Regions from separate parts of the Homo sapiens genome. Here region 1 is linked to region 2. Evidence: chromatin loops called from intact Hi-C (ENCODE). Cell type or tissue: GM12878. All regions are shown on one strand. Each heading gives the region's core, and the rest is flanking DNA. Links, peaks and the distances in the headings are about the cores only. Region 1 has its middle 70 kb from the start of LINC02276. Region 2 has its middle 140 kb from the start of IL15.

Evidence for each region. A loop is a pair of places that touch in the nucleus more often than their neighbours do. Peaks named below come from ENCODE experiments on the same cell type or tissue, not always from the same donor. Only the 100,000 strongest peaks of a DNase experiment are listed, where the experiment ranks them.
Region 1: it touches region 2 in a loop (6-fold over the local background); 1 of 110 quality-filtered maps calls a loop at or near these places.

Annotation. Positions count from the first base shown.
Region 1 is chr4:141,504,271-141,509,654 of GRCh38, reverse strand. No RefSeq gene overlaps it. Among named protein-coding and RNA genes, the nearest start is that of LINC02276, 70 kb to the left of the region's middle. In GM12878, for the core only: no CTCF peak of the experiment used is centred there; no DNase peak of the experiment used is centred there.
Region 2 is chr4:141,770,197-141,775,580 of GRCh38, reverse strand. No RefSeq gene overlaps it. Among named protein-coding and RNA genes, the nearest start is that of IL15, 140 kb to the right of the region's middle. In GM12878, for the core only: no CTCF peak of the experiment used is centred there; DNase peaks (open chromatin) are centred at 3,150 and 3,540; H3K4me3 peaks cover 294 bases; H3K27ac peaks cover 326 bases.

The DNA of each region.
Region 1 (5,384 bases), core at 162-5,161, 270 kb after region 2:
ATCAAACTGCAAGGTGGCAGCGAGGCTGGGGGAGGGGTGCCTGCCATTGCCCAGGCTTGCTTAGGTAAACAAAGCAGCCTGGAAGCTAGAACTGGGTGGAGCCCACCACAGCTCAAGGAGGCCTGCCTGCCTCTGTAGGCTCCACCTCTGGGGGGGCAGGGCACAGACAAACAAAAAGACAGCAGTAACCTCTGCAGACTTAAATGTCCCTGTCTGACAGCTTTGAAGAGAGTACTGGTTCTCCCAGCATTCAGTTGGAGATCTGAGAATGGGCAGACTGCCTCCTCAAGTGGGTCCCTAACCCCAGAGCAGCATAACTGGGAGGCAGCCCCCAGTAGGGGGAGACTGACACCTCACACGGCCAGGTACTCCTCTGAGACAAAACTTCCAGAGAAACAATCAGGCAGCGGCATTTGCAGATCACCAACATCTGCTGTTCTACAGCCACCGCTGTTCTGCAGCCACTGCTGCTGATACCCAGGCAAACAGGGTCTGGAGTGGACCTCTAGCAAACTCCAACAGACCTGCAGCTGAGGGTCCAGTCTGTTAGAAGGAAAACTAACAAACAGAAAGGACATCCACACCAAAAACCCATCTGTACATCACCATCATCAAAGACCAAAAGTAGATAAAACCACAAAACTGGGGAAAAAACAGAGCAGAAAAAATGGAAACTCTACAAAGCAGAGTCCCTCTCCTCCTCCAAAGGAACGCAGCTCCTCACCAGCAACGGAACAAAGCTGGACGGAGAATGACTTTGATGAGTTGAGAGAAGAAGCCTTCAGATGATCAAACTACTGTGAGCTACAGGAGGAAATTCAAACCAATGGCAAAGAAGTTAAAACCTGTGAAAAAAAAATTAGACAAATTGATACCTAGAATAACGAATGCAGAGAAGTCCTTAAAGGAGCTGATGGAGCTGAAAGTCAAGGCTCGAGAACTACATGAAGAATGCAGAAACCTCTGTAGCCGATGCGATCAACTGGAAGAAAGGGTATCAGTGATGGAAGATGAAATGAATGAAACGAAGCGAGAAGGGAAGTTTAGAGAAAAAAGAATAAAAAGAAATGAACAAAGCCTCCAAGAAATATGGGACTGTGTGAAAAGACCAAATCTACATCTGATTGGTGTACCTGAAAGTGACGGGGAGAATGGAACCAAGTTGGAAAACACTCTGCAGGATATTATCCAGGAGAACTCCCCCAATCTAGCAAGGCAGGCCAACGTTCAGATTCAGGAAATACAGAGAACACCAAAAAGATACTCCTTGAGAAGAGCAACTCCAAGACACATAATTGTTAGATTCACCAAAGTGGAAATGAAGGAAAAAATGTTAAGAGCAGCCAGAGAGAAAGGTCGGGTTACCCACAAAGGGAAGCCCATCAGACTAACAGCGGACCTCTCGGCAGAAACTCTACAAGCCAGAAGAGAGTGGGGGCCAATATTCAACATTCTTAAAGAAAAGAATTTTCAACCCAGAATTTCATATCCAGCCAAACTAAGCTTCATAAGTGAAGGAGAAATAAAATCCTTTACAGATAAGCAAATGCTGAGAGATTTTGTCACCACCAGGCCTGCCCTAAAAGAGCTCCTGAAGGAAGCACTAAACATGGAAAGGAACAACTGGTACTAGCCACTGGAAAAACATGGCAAAATGTAAAGACCACCAAGGCTAGGAAGAAACTGCATCAACTAACGAGCAAAATCACCAGCTAACATCATAATGACAGGATCAAATTCACACATAACAATATTAACTTTAAATGTAAATGGGCTAAATGCTCCAATTAAAAGACACAGACTGGCAAATTGGATAAAGAGTCAAGACCCATCAGTGTGCTGTATTCAGGAAACCCATCTCACATGCAGAGGCACACATAGGCTCAAAATAAAGGGATGGAGGAAGATCGACCAAGCAAATGGAAAACAAAAAAAGGCAGGGGTGGCAATCCTAGTCTCTGATAAAACAGACTTTAAACCAACAAAGATCAAAAGAGACAAAGAAGGCCATGACAAAATGGTAAAGGGATCAATTCAACAAGAAGAGCTAACTATCCTAAATATATATGCACCCAATACAGGAGCACCCAGATTCATAAAGCAAGTCCTGAGTGACCTACAAAGAGACTTAGACTCCCACACAATAATAATGGGAGACTTTAACATCCCACTGTCAACATTAGACAGATCAACGAGACAGGAAGTTAACAAGGATACCCAGGAATTGAACTCAGCTCTGCACCAAGCAGACCTAATAGACATCTACAGAACTCTCCACCACAAATCAACAGAATATACATTTTTTTCAGCACCACACCACACCTATTCCAAAATTGACCACATAGTTGGAAGTAAAGCCCTCCTCAGCAAATGTAAAAGAACAGAAATTATAACAAACTGTCTCTCAAACCACAGTGCAATCAAACTAGAACTCAGGATTAAGAAACTCACTCAAAACCACTCAACTACATGGAAACTGAACAACCTGCTCCTGAATGACTACTGGATACATAAAGAAATGAAGGCAGAAATAAAGATGTTCTTTGAAACCAACAAGAACAAAGACACAACATACCAGAATCTCTGGGACGCATTCAAAGCAGTGTGTGGAGGGAAATTTATAGCACTAAATGCCCACAAGAGAAAGCAGGAAAGATCCAAAATTGACACCTTAACATCACAATTAAAAGAACTAGAAAAGCGAGAGCAAACACATTCAAAAGCTAGCAGAAGGCAAGAAATAACTAAAATCAGAGCAGAACTGAAGGAAATAGAGACACAAAAAACCCTTCAAAAAATTAATGAATCCAGGAGGTGGTTTCTTGAAAAGATCAACAAAATTGATAGATCACTAGCAAGAGTAACAAATAAGAAAAGAGAGAAGAATCAAATAGACACAATAAAAAATGATAAAGGAGATATCACCACTGATCCCACAGAAATACAAACTACCATCAGAGAATACTATAAACACCTCTACGTAAATAAACTAGAAAATCTAGAAGAAATGGATAAATTCCTTGACACATACACCCTCCCAAGACTAAACCAGGAAGAAGTTGAATCTCTGAATAGAACAATAACAGGATCTGAAATTGTGGCAATAATCAATAGCTTACCAACCAAAAAAAGTCCAGGACCAGACGGATTCATAGCTGAATTCTACCAGAGGTACAAAGAGGAGCTGGTACCATTCCTTCTGAAACTATCCCAATCAATAAAAAAAGAGGGAATCCTCCCTAACTCATTTTATGAGGCCAGCATCATCCTGATACCAAAGCCAGGCAGAGACACAACCAAAAAAGAGAATTTTAGACCAATATCCTTGATGAACATTGATGCAAAAATCTGCAGTAAAATGCTGGCAAACCAAATCCAGCAGCACATCGAAAAGCTTATCCACCATGATCAAGTGGGCTTCATCCCTGGGATGCAAGGCTGGTTCAATATACGCAAATCAATAAATGTAATCCAGCATATAAACAGAACCAAAGACAAAAACCACATGATTACCTCAATAGATGCAGAAAAGGCCTTTGACAAAATTCAAGAACCTTCATGTTAAAAACTCTCAATAAATTAGGTATTGATGGGATGTATCTCAAAATAATAAGAGCTATCTATGACAAACCCACAGCCAATATCATACTGAATGGGCAAAAACTGGAAGCATTTCCTTTGAAAACTGGCACAAGACAGGGATGCCCTCTCTCACCACTCCTATTCAACATAGTGTTGGAAGTTCTGGCCAGGGCAATTAGGCAGGAGAAGGAAATAAAGGGGTTTCAATTAGGAAAAGAGGAAGTCAAATTGTCCCTGTTTGCAGATGACATGATTGTATATCTAGAAAACCCCATTGTCTCAGCCCAAAATCTCCTTAAGCTGATAAGCAACTTCAGCAAAGTCTCAGGATACAAAATCAATGTACAAAAATCACAAGGCATTCTTATACACCAGTAACAGACAAACAGAGAGCCAAATCATGAGTGAACTCCCATTCACAATTGCTTCAAAGAGAATAAAATACCTAGGAATCCACCTTACAAGGGATGTGAAGGACCTCTTCAAGGACAACTACAAAGCACTCCTCAATGAAATAAAAGAGGATACAAACAAATGGAAGAACATTCCATGCTCATGGGTAGGAAAAATCAATAATGTGAAAATGGCCATACTGCCCAAGATAATTTATAGATTCAATGCCATCCCCATCAAGCTACCAATGACTTTCTTCACAGAATTGGAAAAAACTACTTTAAAGTTCATATAGAACCAAAAAAGAGCCCGCATCGCCAAGTCAATCCTAAGCCAAAAGAACAAAGCTGGAGGCATCATGCTACCTGACTTCAAACTACACTACAAGGCTACAGTAACCAAAACAGCATGGTACTGGTACCAAAACAGAGATATAGATCAATGGAACAGAACAGAGCCCTCAGAAATAATGCCGCATATCTACAACCATCTGATCTTTGAAAAACCTGACAAAAACAAGCAATGGGGAAAGGATTTCCTATTTAATGAATGGTGCTGGGAAAACTGGCTAGCCATATGTAGAAAGCTGAAACTGGATCCCTTCCTTACATCTTATACAAAAATTAATTCAAGATGGATTAAAGTCTTACATGTTAGACCTAAAACCATAAAAACCCTAGAAGAAAACCTAGGCAATACCATTCAGGACATAGGCATGGGCAAGGACTTCATGTCTAAAACACCAAAAGCAATGGCAACAAAAGCCAAAATTGACAAATGGGATCTAATTAAACTAAAGAGCTTCAGCACAGTGAAAGAAACTACCATCAGAGTGAGCAGGCAACCTACAAAATGGGAGAAAATTTTCACAACCTACTCATCTGACAAAGGGCTAATATCCAGAATCTACAAGGGACTCAAACAAATTTACAAGAAAAAAACAAACAACCCCATCAAAAAGTGGGCGAAGGATATGAACAGACACTTCTCAAAAGAAGACATTTATGCAGCCAAAAAACACATGAAAAAATGCAGAGCATTTTTTGCTCTGAAAAATTTTCTGAGCAGTTTTTGTTCAGAAAAACTGGCCATCAGAGAAGTGCAAATCAAAACCACAATGAGATACCATCTCACACCAGTTAGAATGACGATCATCAAAAAGTCAGGAAACAACAGGTGCTTGAGAGGATGTGGAGAAATAGGAACACTTTTACACTGTTGGTGGGACTATAAACTAGTTCAACCATTGTGGAAATCAGTGTGGCACTTCCTCAGGGATCTAGAACTAGAAATACCCTTTGACCCAGCCATCCCATTACTGGGTATATACCCAAAGGATTATAAATCATGCTGCTATAAAGACACATGCACATGTGTGTTTATTGCAGCACTATTCACAATAGCAAAGA
Region 2 (5,384 bases), core at 157-5,156:
GTCAGAGATTGCAGTGAGCCGAGATCTTGCCACCGTACTTCAGCCTGGGCAACAGAGGAGGGTCTGTCTCAGAAAAATGCAATTGCTAAAATTCAAATGTTAATAGAAGAGCTAGAAAACACTAGATTAGCTAGAAAAAGTCAGACATTCGGGAGAATTAGAGGGAAAAGTTCAATACACAATATTATATGTATGAAAAAGAACATTAGAGACAGTGAACATGTTGCACCAATATCCAACTAATAAATATTCCAGAAGAAAAAACAGAAAAAAATAGAGAAAATAAATATATCAAACTGAAGAAAATTTCCTTAGATAAACACATTTATTTAAAGATGCTATACAGCCTCATATACTATGCTAAAGAATTTGGAATTAATTATATAGAATTATAGACAGTAGAATCTATAGTCTATAGACTATAATATATATAAAAAATGAAAAGTTTTAAGCATGTAACATAATCAATATTTCTTAGGAAAAGATTTCCTATTGTCAATGTGGATTATGGACAGGTTTTAAAAAGTAGGTAAATGTTTTGGGAGTTTTTTTTTAACCAGTTTCCTTCATATATATTCTCTTTTTACAACAACTATATAGAGCATAGGTGTTATTATTTCCATTTGACAGTTTAGATCTGGAGAGATGCTGTAGCCCATATATTGCAGATCCAAAACTAAAGCTCAGTTTTTCTGATTCCAGTATTGTGTTCTCTTCCCTCTCAAGTATTCTTTGTCTCTGTTGACATTTCATATCCATATATGGCACCATTTCTGTAATAATACTTCATCTTAAGTCAAGTAGAAAATTTATCTTTGATAAATCTAAGGATATGTCAGAGACTCGCTTGCTGTTCAATTAAACTGTTTTCTCTTATTCCTGGGAACACAGCTAGATGACATTTTCTAGATCCCTTGCAGTTAAATGTTGCTATGAAGTGATTTCTAGCCAGGAGAATGTGAAAGGAAATTGTGTACATTTCTTCTAAGCTTGGCACCTAAAAACCTCTTGTGCTCCTTCCCCTTCTGCCATCTTGAAGCATCCAGGGAACACCTTGCAAGCCAAATGCTAAAGATAGTAAAGCAGTAAGACAGAAGGAGGCTGACTGAGTCATCCCTGGGAGGGGGGTCACCTCAAAATTCAACTACCTCTTATAGGTTTCACATGAGAAATAACTCTCACTTGGGGGAAATTACAATTATGCTTATTATAATTATATGCATAAATGTTGGCTAACTAAAACAAAAAGAAATCTGGAATCCATATGTCAAGATATTTAATCCTTCCATTGTCGAACAAGTGCCTAGAGTAAAAAAGTCCAATATTTTCCAAAATCTATAGTGAATCACAAATATACCTCTATTAGTTCACTGTAGTTCATTATCTTATCTTGCCTACATTGATCAAAACTTTAATTTTCGAAAACAAATGAAGTATAAACCTGCAAATTGAAAAAAATCCATACCTTAATAAAGTTTCATTTTGATTTTCTTTTGGATGTTCTTTCATTTCCTATTTAGTCCTCAGGGCCTCTTAGAATATTGCCAAGTTGGAATCATTAATTGTAAGTAGCCATTTGGAATTGCTTAATCAATGCTGACTTACAACCGAATGCAGAGAAAAGCCTCATTATCACAGCTACTTTCTGAATGAATTCCTAAGTATGTATATCTCAGTGTTGCATGTAGTTTTCTTTTTTATTTTTCTAGATAATCTCAATTAAACTGATTAGAGGTAGATCTATGTACGTAAAGTATACAGATACATTTTCTTTTCAGGAGTAGAGGATTTATTTCTAACGAAATATTTACCCTCAATGTATCCAACCTCTTCACAATCTCTTTAGAGCTTCATCTAGCCCTGGAAGTGAAGTCTGCAAGAGCACAAATGTGCCAGTATCATGGTGTTATGATTTTAGACAACTACATATTTTTTTAAAACTTAAAATAATTTGGTAATGAAAAGATCTAGAAAATTTTCTATCCAAGCAACAGTGGAGAAAATGTATGTGTGGTTTCATCATGGCCTCTATGTATTGCCAGGGTTATTGCCTCTGTTAAACAGAGTTATGTGTAGATGTTAACAGCACTGTTTTAGTTCAGTTAGGCTCCCCTAGGAATGTCGCAGTGGCTCACGCCTGTAATCCCAGCACTTTGGGAGGCTGAGGCGGGTGGATCAACTGAGGTCAGGAGTTCGAGACCAGCCTGACCAACATGGAGAAACCCCATCTCTACTAAAAAATACAAAATAAACCGGGAGTGGTGGCACATGCCTGTAATCCAAGCTACTTGGGAGGCTGAGGCAAGAGAATCACTTGAACCCGGGAGGCAGAGGTTGCGGTGAGCCGAGATCACACCATTGCACTCCAGCCTGGGCCACAAGAACGAAACTCTGTCTCAAAAAAAAAGAAAAGAAAAGAATACTGCATTTTATTTCAGTCAGTAATGATTTCCTTTACAAAAATAAAAACATGTATTTAATACTGTTTAAATAATAATTATATATTTAATATAATTATTTTATATTATAAATTTTATATTAATATAATATAATATAATATAATTAATATTATAAAATAATAATATATTTAATACTGATTAAATAATATGTTAAAACAAACATGATTATTAGGATGTGCTTATTTGATAATTAGAGAGCTCATTTATTTAACTTATGCCCCTGTGCTTTAGAAAAATCACAGCCCCTATATCTTTTAGTGTGTTATCAAAAGTTTTAAAAGCATGTGTATCCTTACACCTTTCTTTGTTACTTCAGAGCAGTCCCAGGATCAAATTCCTTTCAGGTAGTGTCTTTATACTTTTTCATTGAATTACATTCATGAGTGACACAAATAAACTAAACTACTCTGTAGATATTAATAGTTGCTTTAAAAAGTAGCGTGCATGACCCAAACAAAGGTTAAAGGCTGTATTCAGCTGATAAGCATCCGGCAGCCCCGGAAGACAGGTACTTCTCTGAAAGGAGGCAGGTTGGAGTTTTAGAAGATGAGGAGAGTTTTGGCTCAAATGGCAGTTTTCATCTTTGACTGCTGTGAAACTCGCAGTTGGAGGTTTTTTCTGGGATTTTTTTGTGCCTCTCACTCAGTATTGTTAGTGCAATTCCATCCCCATCCCTGTCATAACAGTACTTACCGAGAATGGCTCTTGCAAGCCCTGTGGTTTGTTGGTTAAGCAAAATGTGTGTGTCTGTGTGTGGGGGTGGGGGGAGGGGGACGCGTATGAAGGTAGCAAATAAACAAAACAAAACAAAACATAAAAACAAGAAAAAAAGAGAAAATTAAAAACAAAAGGAGACAAGGGGAAAATTGAAAATATTCTATTATATCTATTTCAGTCCTTTTAGATAGTGTGCAAAAGAAATATGCCTCCTATTCCATATGCTTTTTCATTCATACTTTCCCTTCTGTTTTGATCCACATCAAGAAGAAAAACATCCTTACCATGTAACATGTCTACATTTTTACACGTGAAAAACCACAGTGACTTCCTATTTAGAGTAGCACAATTTTCTATTTTATTCTTCCTGTAAACAAACCACCTTTTTGTTTGCTTTTTAAGTTTCTTTTCTGCCTCATACGTGGAGTTACTGCTCCAGTTTGCATTTCATGCTTGTTTACACATTCAATTCTTCCCTTACCAACATTGCTAGCACCTTGAAACTTTTTCGTAATCTCCCTTTTGACCCAGAAGACTTTCTTAAAGATTCTGGAATTAGAAAATCTTGGTAATATTTAGAGCATGACTTTTAAATGCTCATTTAAAAAGCATACATTTTTAAACAGAAAACATTGCATTCCCTATACATAGTAATAACTGAAAAATCTACATTGGTAATAATAGGGCTATTAGTGTTAGAGTGGTAGTCCTTTCAAGTTTTGAGCCATGATTCGGTTCTGTACATTTGGATTTTTTTTTTTAACATAACATACTTTGCATAAAAATGAAACAGTCACAGCCTTATAGGAGTTCAAATATACAAATGCTGTCTTGAAACTACTGGTTAGTTTATTATCTCTCCTTATTTCATTGCCCTTCCCAGAAAAATATGACTTACATACATGGAAACAAATGTGAATGAAACTCAGTAAGTCTAAATATTATTCCTCTTCTTAGAATTTACAATTTATTGGAATTTTCTGTGCTTTTTAAAAACAAAAATTTGTGACAAAAGATGATCTGGTAATTTTCAAGTTTCTTATAGCAACTTAATAACCTTAATAACTTGAGATGCACAAGTTATTAAAGGTTGATTCATTATTAGTTTATAGTACAAACTATTAAAGTATCTTATAATATTAATTTAGACATAAGGCATTTTATTCTACACTTCAGGACAGGCATGTCTGACCATCAAGCAGATGGACCTAGCACTTTGCTAAAGTCCAGTAACTATTAGATGAATCTGTTTGCTCTCTTGATGGCTTAACCTGCCCAAGAAAGCTGTTAAATATGTATTAGGTTAAATATGTATTAGGCAAAAAAACCACACTTACTTTTGCACCAAGCTAATGTATTTTACTTCCTTAAAGTCATTCACAAGAGACTAACCATTTATATGTCCTACATCAAGAGGGTGTCGTGGCATTTACCTGCCTGAAGTTGAGAGAGAAGCATACTTTTGGTAACTGGATAGTAACCTCACAAGCATAAAATAAAACTACTTGTTAGGTCAGCAATATGCATCAGACTCAGGCCAGGAAAGTCTATTATCTGCAGAGTTTTTTCTTTTTCTCTTTCTTCCATTATTTACAGCGTGAACTTCTTGTGCTGCCATCCATTGAATTTTCATAAACAGAACTGAACTATGCTGTTATTCCATCAAGGACTGGTGTGGATGATCTGAAAAATGCAAGTGGTTGATGCATGTGTAGAATGGAGGGTATATGTTCTCAGGGAAAATGAAACTGTCTGCTGTCAGTTCATTCCTAAGTACTCGTGATAATTAAATAGCGTTTTGTGACCATTTCAGTTTTAGCCAACGTTTTCCACTCTTCAACTTAGATTTGCACATTCTTTCTACTTAAATATGTTCCTGAGCCCCAGTTGTTTGGTGTCCTGTTATTTTGAATTATGATACTGAACAGTGAATAAAGAAGGAAGAATTTTCTATTTCATTAGAGGGCACTGATTATATGACAACTGACATAAAAATAAACTACTTCTCAATACTTCAGAACTAGAACATAGTAAATAATGCCATCAATGTGTTTTATGTATAGTCCTTCAAAGATGGGGATTTCTACTAGAAGCCTTAAAGGGTTGAAGTTTATCTTGGTTTTAGTGAGAAACTGAATTTTTAGATTATCAGCTTGGAAATGTTCTAAAGGCCTCAATGATTTGCTGAGCATCATCAAATGAAAGAAG